2 separate regions of the Homo sapiens genome follow, and region 1 is linked to region 2. A link is an interaction called in ENCODE POLR2A ChIA-PET data of the cell type or tissue named here. Cell type or tissue: GM12878. All regions are shown on one strand. Each heading gives the region's core, and the rest is flanking DNA. Links, peaks and the distances in the headings are about the cores only. Region 1 holds the start of LINC01731 (long intergenic non-protein coding RNA 1731). Region 2 has its middle 6.5 kb from the start of BCL9.

Region 1 (5,378 bases), core at 322-5,321, 750 kb after region 2:
AATTTTCTGTTTTTCTGTAGTGTTTTTGAAATTCCATGTCCCTGATTAGTTAATATATTTTCTTAGATCTCAGGTGCACAGGGAGAAGGTAATCATGTACCTTAGCTCAGGGCACATTATGGTGGCAGCTCTGAGCAAGGCACTTACTGTCTTTCCTTCTTTTCTCTGTTTATCCCACTCCCATTTCCCTGTCCACTTCCAGAAACACGTTCTGAGGAGTTTAGTATATGCTCTTTTATCTCACACTTTCTCTGCATATTTCAATAAGGGGATGTCTTTGGAAGACATACATTGTTCTTTGAGGATGGAGGATATTAAAACAACTTTAAAGTTTGAATTGGTTTCCAAAAACCCATTCCATCCTCTTTACTCCATTCTGTGTACTATCTTCTCAACTTTTCTATTCAAATAGAAAAGTTTGTGTATAAATTTGGGGAGGAAGAAAAGAGTCAAGCCAATGTAAAATGGGCAAAATACTTGAACGGTGTTTGTTTACCAAAGAGAATTTCTTAATGGCCAAATTGCATAAGAAAGGATTCTTGGCATTATTACTCATTCAGGAAACACAAATTTAAAATGCCATGATACTCCATAACACACCCATCAGAATGGGTAACATTTAAGAGACAGGGAAAGCCACTGGCTTATAAAAATGCAGAGCAACTGTAACTCTTGTTGCTGGCAAGAGAATACAATACTGTAAACAAACAGATGCCTGTAATCCCAGCAGTTTGGGAGGCCGAGGTGGGCTGATCCCTTGAGCTCAGGAGTTTCAGACTAGACTGGGCAAGATGAGGAAAACTCATCTCTACCAAAAAAATTCAAAGAATTAGCCAGGACTATAGGTGTGCCTGTAGTCCCAGCTACTCAGGAGGTTGCAGTGGGAGGATTGCTTGAGCCTGGGAGGCAGAGGTTGCAGTGAGCTAAGATTACACCACTGAAGTCCAGCTTGGGCTACAGGGTGAGACCCTGTCTCAAGGAAGGAAGGAAGGGAGGGAGGGATGGTGGGTCCAGGTGCGGTGATTTACCACTGTAATCCCAGCACTTTGGGAGTCTGAGTCCAGTGGATCACAAAGTCAGGAGATGAAGATGATCCTGGCTAACACAGTGAAACCCCCATCTCTACTCAAAATACAAAAAATGAGCTGGGCGGCATGGCACATGCCTGTAGTCCCAACTGCTTGGGAGGCTGAAGCAGGAGAATCACTGGAACCTGGGAGGCGGAGGTTGCAGTGAGCCGATATCATACCAAAACCACAATATCAGAGATGATAAATTCGCTGGATGGGATTAACAGCAGATTAGATGTTGCAGAAGAAATGATCAGGGAACATGGAATCATGAATAATTGAAAATATGCAAAATGAAACTCACAGACAAAAGAGATTTTTTTTAATGAAAAGATTATCAGTGAACTGTAGGGCAGACTTAAGAGGTCTAATTTTTGAGTAATGGGAGTCCCTGAGAAGGAGCAGGGAGGAAAGGAAACATTTATTTTCTTTCTTTGTTATTTTTCTTAGGAATGGGGTCTCAGTATGTTGCCCAGGCTGGTCTTGAATTTCAGGCCTCACTCAACACCTCCCGACTTGGCCTCCCAAAGGTGTGAGCCACTGTGCCCAGCCAATTTCTGAAGAAAAATAGCTGGAAAGTTCCCAATCATAACAAAAATTATAAATCCAGTGACCCAAGGAGCTGAGGAAACCAAAGCGCAAGAAACATGAATAAAACCACTCCTAGATACATCATAATAACATTGCTCAAATCTGGCCAGAAGAAAAAGACATTGTACATACACAGGAGCAAAAATGAGGATTGCATCAGCTTCCTTTCTGCTCTTGCCGGCCTCTACCAGGAGCAGCAATGCACACGAGCAGACAGAGAAGCAACATCTTTAAGGTACTGAGGGCAGGAGAAGTTAATGTAGAATACTATGCCAGAAAAAATAAATTCCCAAAAGTGGAAGTGAAATAAGGACATTTAGAGATGTACAAAAGCTGACCGAATTCACTACCAGTCAACCCACACTACAAGAAACATCAAATGAGTCCTCCAAGCAGAAGGAATCCAATACCAGATGAAAATCCAGATCTCCACGAGGAAATGAAGAACACCAGAAATGGGTAACTATACTAGGTATTTTTTTATTTTGTAAATTTCTTTTGTAAAAATTTGACCATTTAAACAAAAGCAATAACAATGGGTTGTGGTGTTTATAACATGCGTAAAAGCAAAGTGCATGTCAGCTATAGCGTCAAGGCCAGAAGGTGAGATATAATATCACTTGAAAGTTGACTGTGATAAGTTAAAAAGGTTTGCTATAAGCCCTAAGGGAATTACTAAAATAACAAAAGAAAGAGTTATAGCTAATAAGCCAACAGAAGAGAGAGAATAGAATGATATAAAAACTTTATGAACAGTATGATAGAGTAATTGTTCTTCCTATAGTAATTGCACCTCTAGCCTAAAGAAATATTTAGACCAGTGGCTGAAAATGCCCGTACAAGAATGACTAGAGCATTATATGTAATTATAAAAAAATCACAGAACCAATTTAACCTCAAAAGCATATGGAAAGGGCTAAATGAATGACAGTTAAAGAGAGAGAGAGAGAGAGAGAGGGAGAGGGAGAGAGAGAGAGAGAGAGAGAGAGAGAGAGAGAGAGAGAGAGAGAGAGAGAGAGAGAGAGAGAGAGAGAGAGCGGCGCGGTGGCTCACTCCTGTAATCCAGCACTTTGGGAGGCTGAGGCGGGCGGGTCACAAGGTCAGGAGATTGAGACCACCCTGGCCAACATGGTGAAACCCCGTCTCTACTAAAAATACAAAAATTAGCTGGGTGTGGTGGCGCGTGCCTATAATCCCAGCTACTCAGGGGGCTGAGGCAGGAGAATTGCTTGAACCAGAGAGTCGGAGGTTGCAGTGAGGCGAGATATCTTGCCACTGCACTCCAGCCTGGCCACAGAGCGAGACTCCATCTCAAAAAAAAAAAAAAAAAAAAGAGAGAGAGAGGGTTCCCAGAATCCTAGCGGACCTTGATTTACGTCCTCACGTCCTGCGCGACAGACGGAGGAGAGGAGGGTAAAGTTAGTCTCCCTCTGCCTTTCCATGATACCATGTGCTGGATAGAAGAAAGTTGCCAGCGGTTTAAGCATTTTTAAAATGCAAGAAATGCTCCATAGAACAGGCTCGAACCACCCACCTTCGGGCTTGGAAACAAGCACACCACCCAACTGAGACACACAGACAGACGACTCTCACTCTGGTATCACCATGCAGAGCAAGAGCCCATCCAACGTTAGGAGGAGCCACCGCCTTTTTTAGAACAACTGTGCAGGCTCTAAAGCCTCGGAAAACCTGAGAGGCGCATCTTGCTGGCTACGGTTGAAACCCGTGCATTGGGTGATTCCGAAGCTGGAAGGGCAGCGGAATGGCCTTCGCCCCGTCCTGACCCTCGCAGGCGTCAGACCCAGCATCCCAGGAAACGCCCGGGTCCGCGACTCCCTGGGCCTGAGCCGCGTGGGTCCCAGGGGAAGCAAGCAGAACGCCCCGTGGGCTCTAGTGATGGCTCTTCCCCTTCTTGGCTCCGCCTTCACCCGATTCTCTACTGCTGCTTGCGCTCCCCTCGCTCACCTCGGCCTCGGTCGGTGGGGCGGGAGAGAGGAGGGGTGAAAAGCAGAAATACGGAGAGGCCCCACAGAAGCAGAGGAGGTGCGGACCAGGACAGAGAGACCTCCCGAGAGAGGCTGGTGCAGGGAGGCCCAGGCTGGAGTGGAGGAGATGAGAATTGTTCTCATCACGTATGAAGATTGGGAGGAAGGGAGGGAAAAGCAGAGCGGGCATGAAAGAAAAGCGCGAGTCCCCTGTGGCTGTCTGGGAACGAATCCGCCTAATAATCGAAATCCATTGACGTCAAAAGGGCTAGAGCAAGCTCCGCCATCGCGGTTTAGCCTGTGGCTCGCCGTGATCGTATAGTGGTTAGTACTCTGCGTTGTGGCCGCAGCAACCTCGGTTCGAATCCGAGTCACGGCAATGTCGTTAGTCTAGGCTGTCAGCTCTTCCCTTTTGCTCCCGCAACCAGGCGCGTCAGGGGAAGGAAAAGAGACCTCACACCTTACTAACTTGGCGAGGAATCCAAGGGAAACCCTGGACGTGCTCCCTCCTGTTTCTGAGCCTCACGCAGCAAATAACCCAGTCGGCCCTGTTGGTGGCTTACACGAAGGCAATGGTGTGCTCAGAACCGTTCTTCCGGTCACTGGGGGCACGTCGGGGTAAGGAAAAGAGACCTCACAGCTCACTAACCTGGGGAGGAGTCCAAGGGAAACTCTGGACGTGCACCGTCCTGTCTCTGAGCCTCACAGAGCAAATAACCCAGTCAGCCCTGTTGGTGGTGGCTTACACGAAGGCAATGGTGTGCTCAGAACCTGTTTTCCAGTCACTGGGGCTGTTACACACGAAACGACAAGAAGCTTTTAATGACTTTAAACTCCAAACTCTTTGTTGTGGCCTACAATGGCTTGTCTCTGTGCCCGTCACCAAGTTTGTATGCCAACAGCAAAGTGTGAGGAAAGGCAATCTGGTGCCGGGGGTCTTTCCACCTCCACTCTGCCACGTAGGAATGGGCCTTGGGCCTGGAGCACTTCCTTCCTGAGAGATAAGGAGTCATCACAGCCTGTGCTGGACTCACCTCCTTGTGTGGGAGTATCTTTCCCCCGATCAGACTTGGTGTGTACCCCTTTGTTCCACTTAAGCATGTGCATCAACTGGCACCTGGCCAGCTGCTGTATCTGCCCCCCACTGAGGGGAGGAAGCGGGGGTCCTTTCTTCTGCTTCTCAAGAGGCTGTGTGTGCAGGCCAAATGGAGGGACCTGCTGGCCATGGGGGACCAACGCCCAAGACTGAAGCGGAGCCCACACCCCGCTCTGTCTCCTCTCTGTATGAATAATGTGTTGTTCTCCCGTCCAGTCTCTGACTGCCTTGTATTTCCTTGGCGACTCTGATACCAAGAGGCTAGGGCCAGAAGTGTTCAGACTCCTGCTGATAGGAAACCGATGCCACTTGCTGGACAAGATGAACGAAAATTCTTCTTGTATAGGTCTTTTTGTGGACACGTGCATTCATTTCCCTTGAGGAATACCAAGTACTGGAATTGTTGGATCATAGGGTAGGTGTAATATTAACTTTATTAGAAACGGCCAAATGGTTTCTTCCAGAATGCTTTCTCACCAGCAAGGAGAGTTCCACTGGCTGGACATCCTTGACAGCGCGTGGTGTTTACTGTTTTTTAAATACACCTGTTCTGGTGGATGTAAAACGGTACCACATCGTGGCTTCAATTTGTGTTTCCTTTAATGAGTAATGCTGTTGAGCATATTTTCTAATGCC
Region 2 (5,378 bases), core at 264-5,263:
ACAGTCGTGCCATCATAGCTCCCTGTAACCTGGAACTCCTGGGCTCAAACCATCCTCTTGCCTCAGCCTCCTGAGTAGCTGGGACTACAGGCATGCACCACCATGCCTGGCTAATTTTTAATTTTTTTGTAGAAATGAGGTCTTACTATGTTGCCCAGGCTGGTCTTGAACTCCTAGCTTCAAGTGATCCTCCCACCTCTGCCTACCAAAACGTTGGGATTACAGGTGTCAGCCACCATGCCCAACCCCAATACAACTTTATGGAGATTGATATTTGAATTTCCTATAATTTTCAGGTGCCATGAAATATTCTTTTAATTTTTTTCCAACCACTATTTAAAAATGTAATAACCATTCTGAGCTTGCTGTACTGTGTAAAAACAGGTGGCTGGCTGGATTTGGCCTGTAGGTCACAGGGAGCAAACTAGCTTGCCATTCTGGAGCCAGGTTGAAGATTAGAGGGGCAATGAAGCGTAGAAGTAACATCTTAATATAACCTCCGTCCCTTTTCAGTGAGAAGCGCCTTTTCCTCTTCTTGAGATGCACGATCCCACCACACCTGTTAAAATCCCCCTGAAGAATTAAAAGTTGCTGCCTCCTCAGAGTCCTCTCAGCACTTCTTTATAGTATATACTAAACACTGGGTGTCCCCCATACCAAAATTCCTATGAAGCCTCAAACTCCTTGCGTGTTCAATTTACTGCTGTTCATCCAGAACTAGCACAGTGCTTGGCAACTGAGAAGGGTTGGGTTGAACCACAAAGCTTCACTTTCACTCTATTGGTGCAAGCAAAAGGAATCCATTAGAACCAGTCTAGGGGGAGGGAGAAAGGGGAATCATTTAGAACTAGGAACATCTTAGTGTGCCTAAATTCAGGAAACCTCCACCAGGGCTTCGGGCTTCATTCTGTCTCTCTCTCTCTCTCTCTCTCTCTCTCTCTCTCTCTCTCTCTCTCTCTCTCTCTGGCTTGGGCCACATGGATTCTTATCTCTTTGTCTCTGAGTGGGTCTATTTCTTTTTTTTTTTCCTCATCAGTTTTATCAGTTCAAGAACTAATAGAGATCAACTAGCTTCCGTGAACCCTACTTTTAAATATCTGGGAGAAGGCCAGGCACCGTGACTCATGCCTGTAATCCCAGCACTTAGGGAGGCCGAGGTGGGTAGATCTCCTGAGGTTAGGAGTTCGATACCAGCCTGGTCAACATGGTGAAAGCCCGTCTCTTCTAAAAATTCAAAAATTAACCAGGCATGGTGATGTGTGCCTGTAATCTCAACTACTCAGGGGCCGAGGCAGGAGAATCGCTTGAACCCGGAGGCGGAGGTTACAGTGAGCTGAGATCGCACCACTGTACTCCAGCCTGAGAGACAGAGCTAGACTCTGTCTCAAAATAAATAAATAAATTTATGGGAGAGAGAATCTGATTGGCCAGGGAAACTGGTCATACAGTATAAATATAAGTGCAGAAGCTTAACTGAACAGGTAGTCTAGGGATTATTTTCCAAAAACAGAGGGAATGTGTTGTGCAGGCACTTCAAAATGCCTATAATACTTGCTGGCTTCATTTATTTCATGATGGCTGTGTCATGGTTACTAGTGTACATCTTTCTCTTTTCTACTATCTAGATGAAATGCTCCTTTAGAACAGGGAAAAAGTCTTCCTCATTTTGGTGTCCCCAGACCTAGCACAGTCTTTTGCACGTAATAGGTAATAGCAAACACTTATTGAACTGAATGAAAAACACTACCTTCTATTCAGCCTTTCATGCATCTTTCATCTTTATGAAAGGTACACATTCCATTGCTAGGCAAAAGACATGGTATAAAAGATAAATTTCCTTTTCCTGGCTTCAGTACTGCTTTTTATTAAATTGTCTTTAGCTCAGATAATTGCATTATTTCCATTTTAGGTTTTCAGAGGTCAAACAACCTCAGATCCAGATGTACTATGAATGCAACTATAATAGTTTCAGAGCAATTATCTCCATCTAGCTCTGTAGGGCAGAACAACTCGAACTCTGGAGCCCAGCTGGTGAGAAATCCTTTTATACATAGCCCTCTCAGAATCAGTCCAAACTGAATTCAAGATTAGTTTCAGCAGAGAATCTACTTAGCTGTGGCTAGTGGCCTAGGTAGCTGTTGCCTCTGCAGGCATCTAAGCAGCCCTGAGAACAGCTGAGTGCCCCAGGTCATACCTGAAACTCTCTGCCCATTAACCAAGGCCAGCGTAAGCTCATGTTCAACACCATTGCAGCAGCCAAGGTCAATCAGAAGAAGCAGTCTCTTTCTGGCGAATGAGTCACTGCAAATGGCTGGAGAGTTTCTCTCCATAGTTTATTACATCTCCTCTGATCTGCTCCCCTGGGGGAGAAGTTGGTTCATTGTTTACCAAAATCAGTTGCTCCCACTGGTGTCTCTGCTGCCTCTTTCTGCTCTGATGAGCTGCAAGCTTCAGGCAGAAGCATATTTCAGGGAAGGGGCGTTACAAACACAGCCCATAGCAAATGCAACTTGTTCTAGTTTGTGCCTTCCTTGCTTTGGCTCATATCAATTCATAAGGCCTTTTTCAGAGTGTTCTAAGCTCCTTTCCACATCTTCATTAGAAGGAGTTTAGGACAGGACAAAGTGGCTTTTCTGTCCTACTGAAATATCAGTTGTATTATTACACATATACCATGTTCATAATAGACATTCTAAGACTTTCATATCTGGGGTTCTAATAAGGTACAATCCTGGCTGCTCCTTCTGCAAGAGGAGCACTTGAGGATTCACAGTGTTCACAAGAGGAACACTGTGTGAGTGTTCACACACATATGTGCCGCATCTCTACATGAAATGCACAGAACTCCAATTTATCATTAGTTAATGCATTTAAATAACAATTACAAATACGAATGAAATGCATATGAACTCAAGCAAATTTCTTTGACTCTCCCTTATCAGTTAATCAGGATCCTTCTTAGGTCTTCTGCAACAATTAGAGTTTTTTCAGAAAGTGGTCCAGAAAAAAAAAAAGCTGTGCTTTTAAAAAATGTGTTAAGATCTTGGGCATTTAGTCTGTTGGCCAATTCTAGAATGGTCATCCTGTCAACCTACCCATATGTGAGTCCATCCTTCTGATTTATTATTGTTTAAAAAGAACAAAGAAACTGCGCTCATTTATTCTGAAGGATAGGGGAATTTCTGTTCCTCACTACAGTGATGCCACCTCTCACCAGAGTTCAATAATGTGAATCTCTTGTTAACACATATTTATAAGTTAGTTGTGTTCCCTTAAATATTTTTGCTTATATGAACTGTAGTTCTCAGTTTTCTACCCATCTAATATTACATATTTCAGTTTGTGGATTACCCAGATGCCTTGTTCTTTCTTCTATACTGGAGCTTTTGGCCACTTAATGTTCTCTATTGACCTGAAGCTTAGCTGAGAAGAGAAAAAGATGAAATTTAAATGCATAATTTTTAAGTTCTAAATTATGAATTTGTCACTGTGCTTTTCTGAGATGCTTGAACTCTACCATAGGTCACTTTGAGGGGTCTTTTCAAATAGTATTTTTATTTTTTCCATTTTTTAATTTTTTGAGCTTTTTATTTAACTTCCTGCACTACGCTGATGTAGTATTTTTTATTTTTTTTAACAGATGTGCTCTCACTATGTTGGCCACAGTGGTCTCAAACTCCTGGCCTCAAGCAATCCTCCCATCTCGGCCTCCCAAAGTGCTGGGATTACAGGTGTGAGCCACCACACCCAGCCTCAAATAGTATTTTTAAATATTAACATCATTTCTCTAAGGTGCCCTGTGTAGAAAATATTTTCCTTGAGTGTTTGTTTACAGACTAACTGTTCAAATGGGAACCTAATAAGGGCAAAACAAATGATGATAATTAGTATGTCCCTTCAATTATTTGTGGGTCAGAAAAATCCATAGCAAGATAGACAATATGAAACAGCTGAAATAACAGGGGCTTTGGGTCAAACAGAACCAGGTTTGAGACCCTTATAGTTATGAACTGTGTGACCCTGGACAAAGTACTTAACCTCAGCAAGCCTGTAAAATGAGAACAAATATAACATCTAACATTTGTTCATTACTTTTTATGTACTGGGCACTATGCTAATTATGTCACATGCATTCATTATCTCATTTTGTCCTCAAAATAATCCCGTGAGGAAAGTACTATTAATATCCTCATTTTACAGATGAAGAAATTGAAGCTCAGAAAGGTTGAGTAACTTGTCCAAAGTCACAGAGTAGCAGAGCCTGTAACTCAATGTCATGTCTGTCTGGCTCTAGAGACCAAGTACATAAACACCACTAGTAGTACTCCCAATAGTAGTACTCCCCTTATAGGGTGAATTGCAAGGATTAAATGAGATAATGCATGTAAGGCACATGCCTAGCACATAGCGCTGTTATTCTTACTAAACATTATTATATATTACTAGCTAAAATTTGTATAGCACTTTACTGCTTGTAAAGCTCATTTACATAGTAACTCATTGGAAACTGTCTCAGAAAAGTTAAAAGACTTGGTCAAGGTCATTTAGCTTGTAAGCACACTAATATCAGAACCTGGATCTTTTAATTCCAAAACGAGCCATTTTACCTTGGCTTTTAATCACTGGGGAGTGCTATGTTTTTCTATAGTTATTATTAGTAAGAGGTAGCTATTTTCAGATTAGGTGAGTTCTAATCTTGCCAGCCTCTAAATTGCTCCTTTATCTGGTAAATCTTGAAATCTGTTTCTTGATTTTCTGCTCGATTCTCTCCTTTATGTCAGATAATTCACCTTTCCAGAAATGTGGAGAAGTCTCATTTGTCCCACTCCTACATTCTTTTCCACAGTTAAATATATACATGTAGGTAGATGTCAAATTATGAATGGGCTATAGTTTGTAAGGTTATTTTGTAAGTTGGTTGTTTAGAAATCTGAGCATTTCTCCCATGTTTTGAATGAACATTAAGTCCCATAGGGAACCCATAGGAACCTATTATGAGCCTGTGCCAGATGCAGGAAAAGGGAGAGGGAATGTGGAGAATTATGAAGCTCCTTCAATTCATTCTGGGCTGGGCTAGATAAAAGTTTTGAAAGTCTTTGCTTTTCACATCTTCTCACCTCCTACAGCTTGTCTTGTTTCCTAGTGTCCCTTCTCTTTCTACTGCCCTGTACAGCCCCCAAATCAGGCCTGCCGTACACCAAGGAGTCTTCTAAGTTACAAAACTATCTACCTGCTCCTACTATTGTTTTCCTCTTCTCCCTCTACTCTAAATGGCTGTTTGATATGATATAGGAATTTGTAGAAAAGTAGGCTAATGAAATAATTCATGCTAAAGTAGGAAAGGCTGACTTCCCTTATCCCTTCTAGAGGTGTTTACA

What was found. Peaks named below come from ENCODE experiments on the same cell type or tissue, not always from the same donor. Only the 100,000 strongest peaks of a DNase experiment are listed, where the experiment ranks them.
Region 1: POLR2A ChIA-PET joins it to region 2 with 12 read pairs; 2 of 35 experiments call an interaction of 5 or more read pairs at or near these places.

What each region holds. Positions count from the first base shown.
Region 1 is chr1:148,277,412-148,282,789 of GRCh38, forward strand. It overlaps LINC01731 (long intergenic non-protein coding RNA 1731), which reads right to left and starts at 3,812. Exons shown (of 5, transcript NR_183739.1): 1 at 3,627-3,812. It overlaps LINC02806 (long intergenic non-protein coding RNA 2806), which reads left to right and starts at 1,857. Exons shown (of 2, transcript NR_187239.1): 1 at 1,857-2,120. TRH-GTG1-3 (tRNA-His (anticodon GTG) 1-3) reads left to right here and starts at 3,954; the gene lies at 3,954-4,025. In GM12878, for the core only: a CTCF peak has its summit at 3,285; a DNase peak (open chromatin) is centred at 3,240; H3K4me3 peaks cover 430 bases.
Region 2 is chr1:147,532,285-147,537,662 of GRCh38, forward strand. No RefSeq gene overlaps it. Among named protein-coding and RNA genes, the nearest start is that of BCL9, 6.5 kb to the right of the region's middle. In GM12878, for the core only: no CTCF peak of the experiment used is centred there; no DNase peak of the experiment used is centred there.